Regions from separate parts of the Mus musculus genome. Here region 2 is linked to region 1. The links are chromatin contacts, found by Hi-C or POLR2A ChIA-PET in ENCODE. All regions are on one chromosome and are shown on one strand. Each heading gives the region's core, a stretch centred on a gene start or an enhancer-like site at or near the end of the contact. The rest is flanking DNA. Distances are from core to core; before and after follow the strand shown. Region 1 holds the start of Psmd5 (proteasome (prosome, macropain) 26S subunit, non-ATPase, 5). Region 2 holds the start of Fbxw2 (F-box and WD-40 domain protein 2).

Region 1 (7,876 bases), core at 3,053-5,552:
AGCCGCTACTATAATGTGTTGGCTTTGTGAAGTTTACACTTGGTTCAAGCTTCTCCAATACAACGTGATATAGCAGAGTAACTTCTAAACCCCTAAAAGTCAGTTTCTACAGCCTGGGAGCTCCTTACAGGTTGATCTCGTGAGCTCGCACAGCAGTGGCAGCACACCTGCCACATCCAAGGGCTTCAGTGAGTGACTTAGACGTTTCTGCATTTACCACTATGATTCCATACCTGCGACAGAGTGAGGGTTTTTACAGAGTCATCAGGGTGAGTCAGTCCCCTCTGCAGGTCAAGCCTGAGGTTCCTGGCCAAGTGAATCGGCTCCACAGCTTGGAGCAGCCTCTCCAGAATGGAGACACACAAAGCAGTCTGTTCCCTAAAGGAGACAGCACAGGTCTCAGTCATATCACGTCAGGCTGGAGACAACAACCTAACACCTAAAGTGACGATTTCTCCTGAACACTTTCTTCAAAGAAGCAGATTCTCGTCACTTATTAGACATTTAGTGTATCTCTGCACTAAACTCTTTGCAATGCCTGTGTTGGGGCTACAGAGACAGATAGGACATATTGTCTAGCTTCAGAAAGGTCACTCTAATAGAAGACATGCACACAATAAGATAGACAAAGTATAGATGTATGCCATAAGCTAGGGATAGAAGCTGTAGCAGATTAAAAGTAAGTTTGCAAGATATGGGTAAGGCTTCCAGGAGCAGTAACTCGGAACTAAGTGTTCAGGAAGACCCAGGAATGAATGGCTTAGAAAGGTGTTTCAAGCAGAGGAAGTCGCAGCACACAAGAACACACAGACAAATCAGATACTGCACTAATACTGCAAAGAAGCCTTACGGAGCATGTCATGCCTGTGCTCTGGACTGGGGAGGGTAGAGATGGCAGAGGGTAAGATGAGTGGTAAGAAACAAAACTAAGAGGTTCTTATGCCATCCTTGGCTTTTCCAGAGAAGCAATGCCCAGTGATGCAGTGGCTTTAAGCAGAGAACAGACACAAGGACAGCTAGCTTACAGCCATCTCTTGGGGATAGACACAAGGACAGTTGGCTTACAGCCATCTCTTGGGGGCTGAGATGAGACTCAGGGGTGGAACATACATACACAGCATGTACAAAGTCCTGGGCCAACCCCTAACGCCAAGTTGACAGAACAAAAGAAGACATGAAGAAGAAAGAGGAGAGGCCGCTCTGCAGCATGATAGAGAGGTTGTTCCAGTAGAAAGCAGCCAATGGATGTGGAAGGTGATGAAGGAGCAAATCAGAGCATCAGCAAAGGGGAGAAAAGGGAAAACGCCTGAAAGCTATCAGAGAGGTAAACCACTCCGAACTTGATGACTACTTGCTGTAGGTATGGATCTTGTTCCCGAACAATTTACTTGCCTCTTAATAGGCAATATAAATAAATGGGCTAATTTATGTCTGATGCCAGGATAGAATTAAACTGGCCTAACTTTCCAAGACTGCGATAAGAATACAAATCAAAAACCTTACAAATGAGCACACTTGAGCTGGGGAGATGCTCAGTGGGTAAAGCACCTGCCATGTACGTGAGGAGCTGAGTTGCAATTCCCAGATTCCCTAGAGAGACTGGATGGCTCAGTGAGAAGGCTCACAAAGCCAGCCCGACGACTTGCAGAACCCAAGGGAAACACTGCATTATAGTACTATGCACCTGACAGTAGAATTGCAGGATGCTTACAGGCCAGCTAGCTTGGAGCTGAGGTTCTCAACCTGTGGGTCACAGCCTCTTTGTGGGGTGGACCACCAGAACACAGATATTTATACTACAATTCACACCAGTAGCAAAATTACAGTTATGAAGAAATAATTTTATGGTTGGTGGTCACCACAACACAAAGAACTGTATCTAAGAGTTGTAGCATTAGGACAGTTGACAGCCACTGGCCAGGAGTCTGATGGGTGGTGATGGGGGTTGGGGGGGAGAAGGGGGAAAATAAACAACAAAAAGACCCCCAGATGTCCTGCCTCAACAAATTGGAAGATGAGAATAGATTCCCTGAAGTTGTCCCCACACATGCACTCCAGCGAGCACACACATGCTTGCTCTCTCTCTCTTAAAATAATTTTTAAAAGCAGTGATGGTTTAAAGTGTATTGTGTATAAACTGTCTCAGGTCCTATGTGAGCCTTAGCTGCCAAGCAAGCTAAAGGTGGTAAGTCAGTCATCCTTGTTGGACTTCTATGGTGAGTATCAGTGATCTTAGGTGTTAAATTTCCCTCACGCAAGGTGTCAAGATTACAGATTTACAGCAACAAACCCAGAACCTGAATCAGCAGAATTTCTTATGTGGTCTAGACAACAAATTAGTAACAGTAGTGTAGTGTGGAGACTGCAATACTATCAGAGGAGAATCACTCCAACATATTGCAACTGCCATATATAGTACATATCCAGCTCTAAGTGCCCATTCAAACTGCCTCCTAGAAGCCGGGCGTGGTGGCACATGCCTTTAATCCCAGCACTTGGGAGGCAGAGGCAGGCGGATTTCTGAGTTTGAGGCCAGCCTGGTCTACAAAGTGAGTTCCAGGACAGCCAGGGCTATACAGAGAAACCCTGTCTCAAAAAAAACAAAAAACAACCAAAAAGCTTCCTAGAATACCACCCCAGCACGCAGCAAACTGTCTTCTCCATTTACTATATTCCCAAACTTCCCAACTTTGGTTCCTGTTGCCAACCTGCACTATGATTTTTCAGAGTCTTTTCATTTTCAATATGAAAAGCCGGCTAGGGAGAAGCCCTGGGAGAGAGCCTGAGCTACATACTGAGTTTAAGACAAGCTCTATACAGCAAGATCCTATTTCAAAACAAACTAACAAAACTGGACCCAGTACCTTCTTTAAAGGCTGTAGGCCTCATCTTGTATTTACCATGTATTTCCTGAACTGTACTTCAGGGCAGATGCAGAGAGGAACAAATGTGTTTCCTAACCACAAAGACACACACAGAATTATAACAAGGGAAAGGTATCCAGAATTATAAACAGAAAAATGATAATGTCATTATGGTGTCTGACGAAGAGCCACTTGCAGCTGGAGAAAGACTTTTTTGGGGAGGTGGCACATGGGCTGGGTCCACAGTCAGTAGAACTGGTGTGAGAGGAGTTCAGAAAGTGCCAAGTCATGCTCTAGGAACGTTAGTGATGGTAACACGGTAGTGGAACAGATGCGCTCAGTGGAGTAAATGAAGGAGAGTAGCCTGGAAAAGCAGACTGGAAAGCTACCAGGAAGGGCCCAAATACCAAACTATACAATCATGATTTCCACAGACAAGCTAAGCCAACTGACCTGAGACATTAGTTCTGGTTGCAGGGTGAGGGCTAGTCAGAAAAGGAAAATAACCACTAAAATACTGACTGTTAAAACCAACTTAGCAGACGTAGCAGGAGTAAGAGATGTAGCAGAAGGGAGGTAAGAAAGCGCACTGAAAGCATTCAGTGCTGACTGACTGGAGCTCACTATCTTTTCAAATTAAAATTCAAATACAAAAAGCACATTAAATGATCAAGTTAACAAATACAAGACATTTCTAATTTAATGCTATAGATGCATATTCATCAAAAGTTGCTATCCTAACATTTTAATTCCAGTTGCACATTAATAACTTCTACATATAATCCTGGGTTATGCAGTTTACTCTCGCTTGTAAGGGGTATATAGTGGATTAATTTACACATAAGCTTTACAATTTTCCTTTTTTTTTTTTTTTACATTCAACACTTTCATACATACACAGATCGGCCGCGCAACGTTACGCAGCAATAATTTATGTCCTTAATGATTTATTAATATGGTTGTTTCTAGTTTAAAGTTTTGCTGTCTCACAAATCTGTTATTCCGTACATTTTAATTCCACTGGACAAGCATTCACTGGATACTGAAATTAAAAGGCGTGCCGTGGACCCCGCCACAATATCAGCAGAAGATTCCTTCCGGAGAGGAGAACCGTCAAGACCCGGGCAACACACAGTTGTGGACATCTTGCAATTGGACAACCTGGACTTTTCTCCGAAAGACCCCTGCAGCCATCCCTACCCGCCCAAGCCCGGTGCTTCTCTCACCGATTGTTCTGGTTAAGCAAGGAGAACAGCGGGCGGAGGCGTAGCTCCGCCGCCTGCTCGCGAAGCTCGTGCAGCGGCACAGCCTGCACCACTGACTGCAGCGCACGAAGCTCCTCCAGCGGCGCCTCCAGCCGCGCCACCTCCCGCAGGAGCGACACAGCCTGCGCCGCCATCTCCCTGGCTCCCGTCTGCCCGCCCACCTACTAGGTTCCCAGAGCGCCTCTCTGAATCTCGCGAGATCTTACGGAGCGAAGCCTCCCAGCAGATCTGTCAAGTCTCGCGAGATCCTTTCTCAACGCGGTCCCCGCCCCTTTCTTTGGGGCCCGGAGTCTTGCGCGTGCCGGGAGACTAAGAGACTGAGACCGCCCAGGGGATCAAGAGGCTTTGTGCACGCTCTCCGCAGAGGCCTCCGTGACGGAACCGGGATGACTGAACCCGAGTCCGAGGCCAGGTGGCCATCAAGATGAGGCACATGGTCCCCGAAAACTTGGACGTGGGGCGCCGGTTTGACGTCTGTCAGCCAATGGAAGGCCTGATTAAGAGAAGTTTGGGGCCGATGTGCAGGAAGTTTTCGGCATCTTCCAGAGTCTGCGCGTGACGTAATCACCGAAGGACAGACATAGCATTTAGTGCGGAGAGAAGGAGCAGGCCATGGAGGGGCTGGCCTCAGACTCCGAGACCAAATGCACACAGAAGTGTCTGATGGAAATCAGTGGTCAAGGACAAGCTATATATATTTCGTGAAAGAGAGAGAGGAGAGAGAGAGGGAGAGAAGCTTAAAAATCGCTGCCATCTGCGAAACACGGGGTTGTTGGAGAAGAACCATTAAAAGCTAGTTGACAACCAACTATTTCAAGCCGTTGGAATGTCTGGTCAGAGTTGTAGACCTCATTTGGTCCCCTGTGCCAAGGAGATGAGTCTGTTTTGGAACGCATGGCTTCCTGTTCTTTTACGGAAAGAGACAAAAATCCAGGAAGCTTAGAGGAGACTAAGGATGGGATGCCCATCTGTATGTGTGTTCGCGCGTGCATGTCAGGGACTCAGGTGACAACAATAAAACTCTGCGACTTTACAAAGACCCTAATCCCACTCTTTTGGAAAAGGTTAAACTACCCGTTTCCCCATTTTATGTCATACACACGGAGAACTGTCACTAACCGTTGTCTTCTCTTTTCGTTACTTCACGATTATCGTACCCTTGAAGCCTAGAAGCTAATTGGCAGAGAAAACTCTTGAATTAAAGGTGTGGGTGATTATGAACAGAAGTCCCAGGCATTCAGACTCCTCCCCAGCCCTCCAAACTCCCAGGGGCTTGTTTTCTGTAGCCCTTGGATCATAATATTTTCCAGACATTCAGGAATTATATCAAGAAGACATTTGACCACTTTGCTCCCTGCGTTGAAAAAGAAAACTCACTTAAGTAACACAGCAGCCTTATACTACTTTTAGTAGTTGTAAAAGAAGTTTAAAAAAAAAAAAAGATGACACATAGCCAGTCATTCTTAAAGCTTGCGAGAAACTTAGGAGTATGTTGTGAGTGGCCACACACGTTTCCCTAGAGCTGATGAGATTTAAAAAGAATGGAGAATTGATTTGGTTAAAAATAATATTGGGAAAAGTGAGCCAAGAGTCTATATCCATAGACAAGAAGACCAATCCCTGCAACCACAGACTGAAGATGACTCTAAGCAAAGCGAATGTTGCCTATGCTAGGCCTCAGCCCTCACTGGTTGCAATTGCCCTGGATCCTGGCTTGAGATGGCTCAGCAGATAAAGGCACTTGCTGGCAAGCTGAAGACCTGAGTTCCATTCTTTATGGTATAAGGAGAGAGCTGACTCGTACACGTTGTCTTCTGAATGCCACACCGTGGCACATAGTCTTAAGTGCTGGCACATAGAGACATACACATGCCACAATATGTGTGGAGGTCAGAGGGCAACTTGCTCTCTTTCCATCATTTGGGTTCTGGGATTGAACTTAATTCTTCAGGTGTGGTGGCAAGCACTTTTACCTAATGAGCCATCTCTCTGGCTCAAACTCATCTCTATTGGCTCAATAGGTTGTCTATTTTGTTGAACTAAAACACACACACACACACCAGAATAATCTAGATACAAAATAGTGCCATAACCAGTTTATGCTGTGTCTCTTTCCCTATGTCTGGAGTTGTAATCATTGTCAAGTTAGGATATGTCACATTAAAGAGCTAAATTAAAAATTTGGAAATCTTTGAGCCAATGCAGTATAGCTTAGCAGGCAAGTACACTTGCTGCCAAGTTCAGTTCCTTGGACAAAAACTACATGGCTAACAAGAGAGAACAGACTTATGCAAAGTGTCTTTGACCCCTATATGTGCAACATGGCACATTGCCAGAACCTCACAGATACACTAAATAAATAAATGGACAACTCTCTTTTTAAAAAAAATCCAAAGAAGCCGGGAGGTGGTGGCGCACGCCTTTAATCCCAGCATTGGGAGGCAGAGGCAGGCGGATTTCTGAGTTTGAGGCCAGCCTGGTCTACAGAGTGAGTTCCAGGACAGCCAGGGTTACACAGAGAAACCCTGTCTCGAAAAACAAACAAACAAACAAACAAAAATCCAAAGAACTAAGAATATATAGAATCCAAAGAGTATATATATTTAGATGTTTGTACTTTTATGTGTGTGTTTGCCTGAATGTCTGTCTGGTGCCTGTGGAGGCGTTGGATCCCCTAGAACAGTTATGGATGGCTGTGAGCTGACATGTGGATTCCGGGAACTGAACCTGTGTCCTCTGAAGACCAACAATTGTTCTTAAGTACTGAGCCATTTCTCCAAGCACAGAATAAAATAGTTTCCAAAAAGTTAGCAACTCTAGCAACGGAGGATTCTGCATTCCTGAAGGACAATACTCAGCTGCTGGCTTATTGCTTTTCCAGTTTGTGGCAGCCCCCCCCCCCATTGGAATGCTTCTAAGTGTGTATGATGTGTGTTAAAAGATGATATTGGGCTGAATTCTAAGAAAGGCTTCCCAGAGCAACTGGTTTGGGAAGAGAGAAATGAATTCACTGGGCACAAGTACAGGTCTCTCTCTCTCTCTCTCTCTCTCTCTCTCTCTCTCTCTCACTCTCTCTCTCTTTCTGTGTGTGTGTGTGTCTGTCTGTCTGTGTGTGTCTGTGTGTGTGTTGAGGGGTGGTTTTCTCTGTGTTGTTACCTGGAACTTGCTTCGCAGACCAGGCTGGCTTCAAATTCACAGAGATCCACCTGCCTCTGCTTCTGCCTCTGGCACACTAGAACTGTAGGCTTTAAGGCCAGGGAGGCAGTTCGATGAGTGTGTGCGATTCACTTGCTGGTTTTTGTGGGTGGCTTTGGCCTGTTTACAGAAGGATTTTATCTGTGTGTTCAGGCTTTGTGCGCTGGGGTTTCAGAAGGTTTTGTTTCCTAAGAAAGGCTTTGTCTTTGTCTACCTATGTGGTTTGTTTACATGAATAGGAAGGAAAAGTAGCATTAGTTTTTGTAAGAACAGTAGCTCTGAAAAGTAAGCTCGGAAGAGGTGTTAACTAGTGGGGGAAAAAAACAAACAAACAGAAGCCAGCTTTCTTTCCCTGCCTGCTGACCCGCTGCTGGCCAGCCCCGCTGGGAGGGGCAAGCTGGATAGTGTCCTGGAAAAAGGTGTGTGCAGGGGAAGGAGGCTGCAGCTTAGGCTTCAGTGCCCGCCTCCCCGGCCCGCACCCTACCTGAGGCTGTAGTTCACGGTTACTGCCTAGGGCTAAATCCCCAATCCCCAACACCACCATGGACAGAC
Region 2 (7,876 bases), core at 3,210-5,709, 45 kb before region 1:
TTTTCTTTTCTTTTTTTTTTTTTTTAAAGATTTATTTCTTTATTATATGTAAGTACACTGTAGCTGACTTCAGAAGAGGGAGTCAGATTTCGTTACAGATGGTTGTGAGCCACCATGTGGTTGCTGGGATTTGAACTCGGGACCTTTGGAAGAGCAGTCGGCGCTCTTAACCACTGAGCCATCTCGCCAGCCCCTGAACATCGAATTCTTAGGGTCATGGGATTTTTGAGCAAGGAAAGAATTTGTCCCTTCCCATTATTTTCAAGGCAAGGAAACAAACACAGACAGGTTAAACAATTCATCTAAAATGTTCTTGCTAGACCTAAAATGTTTTTTTTTTTCTTGTATTTTTGTTTTGGTTTTCTCTGTGTATCACTTGCTGTCCTGGAACTTACTCTGTAGACCAGGCTAGCCTTGACCTTAAAGATCTGCCTGCCTTTGTCTCCTCCTGAGTGCTGAGATTAAAGGTTATGTGCTACCACACCCAGTGTAAAATGTTTTAAAGAAACGAAAATAAGAAGTAGCCTACACTTTTCTGATTCACATTATACTAGAGAGAATGTCTAAAACTTTTCTCATAAATCTTTATAGAAATGACTCTTCTCCAGGGGAAGAGCATGAGGGGAATGGGGACATCTAATCAGAGGAAATGCCACTCCCAATATCCATGTAGTCAACACTTGCTCTTCTCAAGAGGGAGGAGCTTAAAGGGATTAACCCTTGTAAGTTATTAAAGAAAGAGCACTGCTTCCCCTCCCCCATAACTCCCCCAGGCTCCTTACCTGTACAGAGAAGTCCATCTTTGTAGTAAAGTGCATACACTCTGGCACTATGTCCAATTAACGAAGAGGTCTCAAAGGCTTCATGGTCCTCCAGTTGCTTCATCCTCAAAATAGCCTTCAAATAAACCTTCTTCCAGTGCAATGAGTCCTGAACAGAATCATCTATCTGCCAGCCCAAATTTTTACATGCAGTCTGCCACACCTCTGTACAGGCACTTATCACCTTATTCCACTGCTTAGAGACCAGGCAGCATGTGAGTAAAGTCTGAGGATCGAGCCATTTTAACAAATAAAAACTGAGCTCCAGGGGAAGGAGTTTGAGGAAGTCCCGCTTGAGGAGAGTCTCCAGGTTATTGGAGAGATGCCTGAGCTGGACTGCCCCACTCAGACTAATCAGGTGGTCCAGAGTTTCATTTTTCTGCAAGTCCGTCAGAGAAAGAAATGTAACAGAAATGTTATCAAGCCATGTCTCAAAGTCCTTTCTCTCCATAAGGTTATGGAAATATTTACCTGTGGCACATCAAAATATTATATTAGTTCTGTTCAAAAAGATTTTTCAAGCAAGACTGATAATAAATGTAGTATTAAAAATTAGTGTAAAATTGGCATTACAAATTTATGCTTACTTTACAGTTAATATGCTATATCTGAAAGTTCCCATGTACACAAAAGAAAATACATCTAAGAAAACAGTTTTTTTGGGTTTTTTTTTGGGGGGGGTTTCAAGACAGAGTTTCTCTGTGTAGCCCTGGCTGTCCTTGAACTCACTCTGTAAACCAGGCTGGCCTCAAACTCAGAAATCCATCTGCCTCTGCCTCCCAAGTGCTGGGATTAAAGGTGTGAACCACCACTCCCCAGCAGAAAACATATTTTTAAAAATCATGATATAGTAAACAAGTCAGAGGAACATGTTAGTGTGTGACTTGCTCCTTTTTAAGTCTAACACATGCCACATGCACTGTCACCAAAAAGATTTATAGAACATTCATTCATAAAGAGTATTCTAGTCTACATACAACCTTCCACTCAAACCATTACAAAACTACCTCCTTAGTAATTTACTTCCTAAATGCACTCTATTTGGGAAGTTACAAGAATGGCACCAACATATAACATATACAAATCTCTGGAGCTGTGACCTCTGTATCAGTTATGCTACTAGGTGCAACCTGACCTGCCACCCAGATCACAAAATTTGGTTCTACAATAAATGTTGAAGCAAAAAGATGTGAGGAAAGAAAAAACAAATGTGTGCTAAGCTGTGTGCCTTGGGTATTCTGGTATTCCATTCCTTTACAGTACTGTCTGTTAGAACATGGATTGCTAAAGGCTACAGTTTGCTTTTATAAGCCTCACATAAGCTAGTGACAGCTCTTAACTGTGTTCCCTACAGAGCCATGAGGGTCCTTGTAGCCTGTAAGATAAAGCAAATTAACAATCTCCATGATGCTGGCACAGTGAAACATACAATCTTAGCTTCTTAGAGGCTGCCCTTACAAGATAACTAAGTTAGAGATCAACCTGGGAAATATGTGATCATGGAATGCTCAACTAAAGTCTAAGCTTCCATTTGTAAAACAGAAGCTATTCTAACTTAGCAGTGTGCGAATCAGAAAAGCTGCAGTGATACGGCACATCTAAGCCGCTAACTGCTTCCTTAGCTCTTTTCTTTCTGCACACCCCCCTTGCTATCTTGTGCCTCTCACCCTTCTCAATGTAAACACTTAACTTGTTCTGCAGTCCTCAACAGAAACAATCACAAAGCTCTGAGGAAATGTGTAGTATGATAAACATTCCTAAATTGGGAGATGAGAGCATGAATTTGGTTTCTGCTTCTAAGCAATTATATTTATGTTGGTCCTAATAACTGAAGCAGCGCCTAAAAATATCACGCTTGATTCTAACATGGTTCATAGAAGAAGTCAATACTACTGCCCTTACCAACAAAGAGGCTAGGGCCCAAGAGGCAGGGTGGCTCAACCAGAGTTACACAGGAGCAGCAGCTCAGTAGTACCCAATCTCCACCTGCATCTTCTACAGGCAAGGCATTATGGGTGTAAACTCAATGTTTTCCCTCCTTCTAGTCTGCATAACCTATGCAGGTAAGGAATCAAGGCTTCAGGCCTGTGAGATGAAGTGCTTACTGAAAAGCCTGATGACCTGGGTTGGATACCCAAAACCCACGTAAATTTGGGGGGAGAAAACTGACTCCATAAAGCTGTATGCAAAACCACGCACGCACACACTGGCATATACATGCTCCCTCCAACATCCTACATAGACACAGACATATAGACACACTAAAAATCATTTTTTTAAAGAACAAAAAATAAATACTCATTGTTGTTGGGAAGGTTGTCTCCTTGCCTCCCCTTTCACAACCAGTTAAAAGGTAGGCCAGGCGTGGTGATACATGCCTTTAATCCCAGCCCTCGGAGGCAGAAGCAGGCTCTGTGAGTTTGAGGCCAGTCTGGTCTACACAGAGGATTATGTGTACAGAAAAGTATTCTGTGAATATTGAGGAAGCTGATTAAATATTGCTTCAAGAGAGAACTGGAAAGAAAAGGGATGAAGTCCCTTTTAACAAAACATCTTTTTGTATTTAAAACCATGTGACTACACTATTGTAAAGATCTTTTCCTCCTTTTGCTTGTGATATTTAGAAAATTGTTTTTACTGTTCCTTTTTGTTTTGCTTTTTGTTTTATTTTGTTTTTTGAGACAGGCTTTTGCAGTGAAGCCCAGACTGGTCTCACAATTCACAAGACTGGAGTGCTGGGACTGCTGGAGTCCACAACCACCCTTGGCCTAAAAGCCATTAATTTAGAGACTAATCTTTTAAACCTTTGAAAGAATACAAATAATGTTTATAAAACACGGGCTCTGAAATTTCACTTGTTGGGTAACCATGGGCAAATCATTTCTTGTGTTTCAAGCCAAATTTCCTCACTTGTAAACTGTCGCCTGGTACTGTTTTACCTACAAGATTGTTAGGGTTAAACAGCGTTCTGTACAGTATCTGGCACACTATAAGCCTACAATAAATGCCAGTTACTGTTATAATGTAGTACTAATACTGTCATTTCTCCCCTTTTAAAAAGAAGCATCATCTCAAATACACACCTGTTTTCAAGGCATACACACAAGCATGGTGCCTTCCTACACATACTACTACGTTCTGCATTTTATAAACCACCTGTCCACATTTCATCATCTTTAATTAATTAAAGTGCTAGCCTTGGGGCATCAATGTTAACTCGTTTCGCGGCTAGGAAAAACCGAAGCACCAGAAGGCAGGAACTCTTAGCTCTAATTTTCCTGTCTAAAATTAACTCCGAGTCTCTCAGCCCGTTCGTGACTCCCTTGGTCCCCTGCTCCTGGAGCCGTGTTCCGCGCGGCACTGACCTGAGCGAGCGCCCCGGGGCCCGGGACCTCGCGCCGGGCTCACACCGACTAGGCGCGCTCGGGCCGCCAGAGCGTCGCAGCGGCCGGGTCCGCTCCACAGCCATGGCGCCTGCGGGGAAAGGGAGAAAACAGGCCGGGGCGGCGGGTCAGTAACGCCGCGGGCGCTGGGGATTCCTGTCCAGCCCGGCCCGGCCAATCGCAAATACAGACCTGGACCTACGGCCGCTGCTCTGGGTCCGCAGCCTCACAGGGGAGCGGCTTCCGGTGCTGCTGCGTCATCTCCGCGCGCCATTCCGGCGCCCAGCGTCGGGCGGAAGCGGCTCTACTTCCGTCTCTGCCCTCCAAGTACCTGGGAAAGAATGGCCCCGACTGTGGAAAAGGGCCGAACATGTGCTGTACCACCGTCTGCGCTTACACCTTATGATCCTGAGCAAGGTGGACCTCTAGATTTGCACAATGTTTATTTTCCTCATCTACTTTTTTTTTTTAACCAAGTTAGGGTAATATTTCACAGGAGAGAAAGGGCTAAGGCTCCAAATCCACATGTGACGATATTCAAACAGCCCATTGACACCTGGCACCTCCCAAACACGATTCTGACACAGCTGAACAAATCCCTAACTGCGCGAGGTCTATGTCTAGTCGTAGGAGGAAGACAGGACAAATAACAAAGTATACTGCAGGAAGCAAGGACAAAACATGGTAAGGGAGTTGGGTAGGGGCTGGGTTAAGCTCGAATCCCAGGACATACATGCACGCTGTCCAAACGTGGCCACTTAGCCACGGAGACAGCTGTTCTCCGAAGCGCTTGTTACATATCAGCTAACTAGCGTGAAGCCTTTAGTCCCCCCAGATAGAAGTGGTAAGCAAGAAGCTCTATAAATGCTGCTGTGTGAAAGCTTTGCCTGTCTGTTTGATGGGACAAGGTTTTTCTGTAACTCTGGCTGACCGGGACCTCGCTCTGTAGACCAAGCTGGTCTTGAACTCAAAGATCTGCCTGCCTCTCCCAATAGCTTGGGACTAATGAATGGTGTGCGCCATCATTGCCCAGTTTTTGGTTTGTTTGTTTTTGTTTTTCCTATTTAAAGCTTTTGTTTCCCTTGGGTTTTTTTTTTTTTTTTTTTTTTTTTTTTGGGTTTTCGAGACAGGGTTTCTCTGTGTAGCCCTGGCTGTCCTGGAGCTCACTTTGTAGACCAGGTTGGCCTCGAACTCAGAAATCCCCCTGCCTCTGCCTCCCGAGTGCTGGGATTAAAGGCGTGCGCCACCACGCCCGGCTAGGGTTTTTTTTAAGAGTTATTTATTTTATGCGTATGAGTACGCTGTAGTTGTGAGCCTTCATGTGGATGATGGGAATTGAATTTAGGACCTCTGCTCACTCCGGTCAACCCCGCTCCCTATGTGAGACCGGCGCTCGCTCAGTCCCAAAGATTTGTTATTATAAATAAGTACACTGTAGCTGTCTTCAGACGCACCAGAAGAGGGCGTCAGGTCTCATTACAGGCGGTTGTGAGCTACCGTGTGGTTGCTGGGATTTGAACTCAAGACCTTCAGAAGAGCAGTCAGTGCTCTCACCCACTGAGCCATCTCACCTGCCCTGTTTTCCCTTGTTTTACAGCAGCCGCCAGAGCAACAAGGCGAGAAGGGCAAATGCTAGGAGGAAAGGGAGAAGGAGTTAACAGTTCTTATACAAGCCTTGGGTGTCTGGTCTCTTAGATCTAATTAGATCTCTTAGATCTGTAGATCTAATTCCTTAGCCCTTAACGCCTGCTAGTGTTGCAACTCTTGGCCCACAATCCCTGAGAATCTTGGCTTTAAAGACTTGACAACCAAGCTAGAGATAGTGGCCCGGGTGCATACTCCCAGCACTTTAGAGGCAGAGGTAGCATAATCAAGAGCTCAAGGTCTCCTTTCCGGGTTGGGGAGGTGAGCAGGACCCACAGTCTCCCTTCTCAGTTGTTACAAACTTTTCTTCTTCAGCCCTCTCTTGCTTTCTATTTCTTCTGTCCTTCCTCCATTCCTGACCACTCTGAAGCCTCTCTGCTGCTGCTCCAGCTGTCACTTTCTAAGTTTTCCATGCTGACTGATTCTCTTGCTGCCACCATGAGTTTCCCATCTGCCATCAGTAAGCCTTTCTCTGCTGTCTGTGTAACCAGTTCACGGTACTGAGAGTTGGTGGGATCACTGGTGAGACAGGCTTTTTACTAGGCTTAATGTTGCAACAGGAGGGGGAGAGGTGTAGGACACTGTCTCCCAGCCAATCCCAGTCATCTGAGTGACTTGATTGCAACACTCTTGATTACACAGCCAGAGAAGGGACTGAATCAGTCACAATTATGAAAGTTTATGTTTGGGCCAATCTCAGCCTTTCTCCTTTGAACCAGTCATAGCAGTCAGAGAAGCTTTGAGGCTCAAGAAGTGCCCCACCTGTCATCTAATTTCACTAATAGTTTCAAGGTCATCTAATTTCAAGGTCATCTAATTTCACTAATGCTTGGGATAGCCAGGAATCTGGTACAAGCTGTGTCTTAGAACCCTGATGGGTTGTACCTTCTGGATCTGGGGCAATCATCTGCAATTGTGCATTCTTTTCAAGGCATCCTCGGAGTGTTCAAGGCGCTGGCGTAAGGGTAGTATCGACTAGCTATTTGACTAATAGTTTCTTTGCTTAAGGCATTGAGGGTGCAAGGCAGAACCCAACAGTTGTTAATTAGGGAGTCAAAATTGTCACATTCCCCCAGCTTCTTATTCATATGAAGTGAATATTAGACAGGTAGCTTTCAGTAAGGATTTAAATAACTTATCATTAGCACTAATAATGATTTTTACTAGTCTGACAGTGCTTTTCTTTAAATTAAACTTTAAGGGCTAGAGAGAAAGCTCAGCAGTTAAGGGTACTGGATACTTTTTCAAAGGACCCAAGTTAAATTCCCAGCACCCACATGGTAGCTCACAGTGTCTGTAACTCCAGTCCCAGGGGATCTGACACCCTTTTCTGGTCTGGGTACCAGGAATGCAAGTAATACATAGATATGCATGCAAGAAAAAAACACCTAGACACATAATAAAAAGTGTGTGTTTGTGTGTACATACCATGATGCATGTGTGGAGGTCAGAGGACAATTTACAAGAGTTAGTTCTTCCCCTTTTACCTCCTGAACCATCTCAGTGCTTTAAGGATGCTCAACACCTGCTCAGTGACCCAGGGAGACTGTGCCCTCCTCCTCTGTCCCAATCACACTCTCATCATACTGTCTTCAGGATTGGACACAAAGCAGCAGGACTTTCAGTATTAAGAACCAGATCTGAGAGGCACAACGGTTCACCCACCACAGGAGCCACTAAGAAGTACAAATATGTGCAGATTCCTGCCTGAGCTTACTTCCTTGTCACGTCCTAACGACGTCAGATTCCTGCCTGAAGCCCATTTCCTTGTCCTTGGTGAATGTCAGATTCCTGCTAAGCGGTCCCCCAAAGGTTTTCCACAGCTGAGAGGTTGGGTGAGATAACAGGGCCAGTACTGAAGAGCTCACTGTTATGATGTGAGTGCTAGAGAACAGACAGCTTCACCAACTCAGCTACCACCCAGGCCCAGAGCCAGGGTTGTCCCACCCCAGGATCTACCGCTTCTCTAAACTGCTGGAGTCCATGAAGCTGCAGGACCTCTTTGACATGGGATAGGGCTACAAAAGG

What was found. A loop is a pair of places that touch in the nucleus more often than their neighbours do. ChIA-PET counts read pairs that join two places held with the same protein, here RNA polymerase II (POLR2A).
Region 2: a loop to region 1 is called in a map of heart, with 6 times the contacts of the local background. The contact joins the promoter of Fbxw2 here to the promoter of Psmd5 in region 1. A Hi-C loop is called at or near these places in 13 of 37 maps with a recorded cell type or tissue (T-helper 1 cell, adrenal gland, gastrocnemius and 3 more). POLR2A ChIA-PET finds 5 or more read pairs at or near these places in 3 of 5 experiments (Patski and embryonic stem cell).

Annotation. Positions count from the first base shown.
Region 1 is chr2:34,866,660-34,874,535 of GRCm38, forward strand. Psmd5 (proteasome (prosome, macropain) 26S subunit, non-ATPase, 5) reads right to left here and starts at 4,303. Exons shown (of 10, transcript NM_080554.2): 1 at 4,091-4,303; 2 at 234-378. The coding sequence starts at 4,263. It overlaps Cutal (cutA divalent cation tolerance homolog-like), which reads left to right and starts at 7,737. Exons shown (of 6, transcript NM_030021.3): 1 at 7,737-7,876. The coding sequence starts at 7,867.
Region 2 is chr2:34,821,776-34,829,651 of GRCm38, forward strand. Fbxw2 (F-box and WD-40 domain protein 2) reads right to left here and starts at 4,460. Exons shown (of 8, transcript NM_013890.4): 1 at 4,397-4,460; 2 at 4,187-4,295; 3 at 783-1,292. The coding sequence starts at 1,272. It also overlaps a transcript of Gm34653 not described here.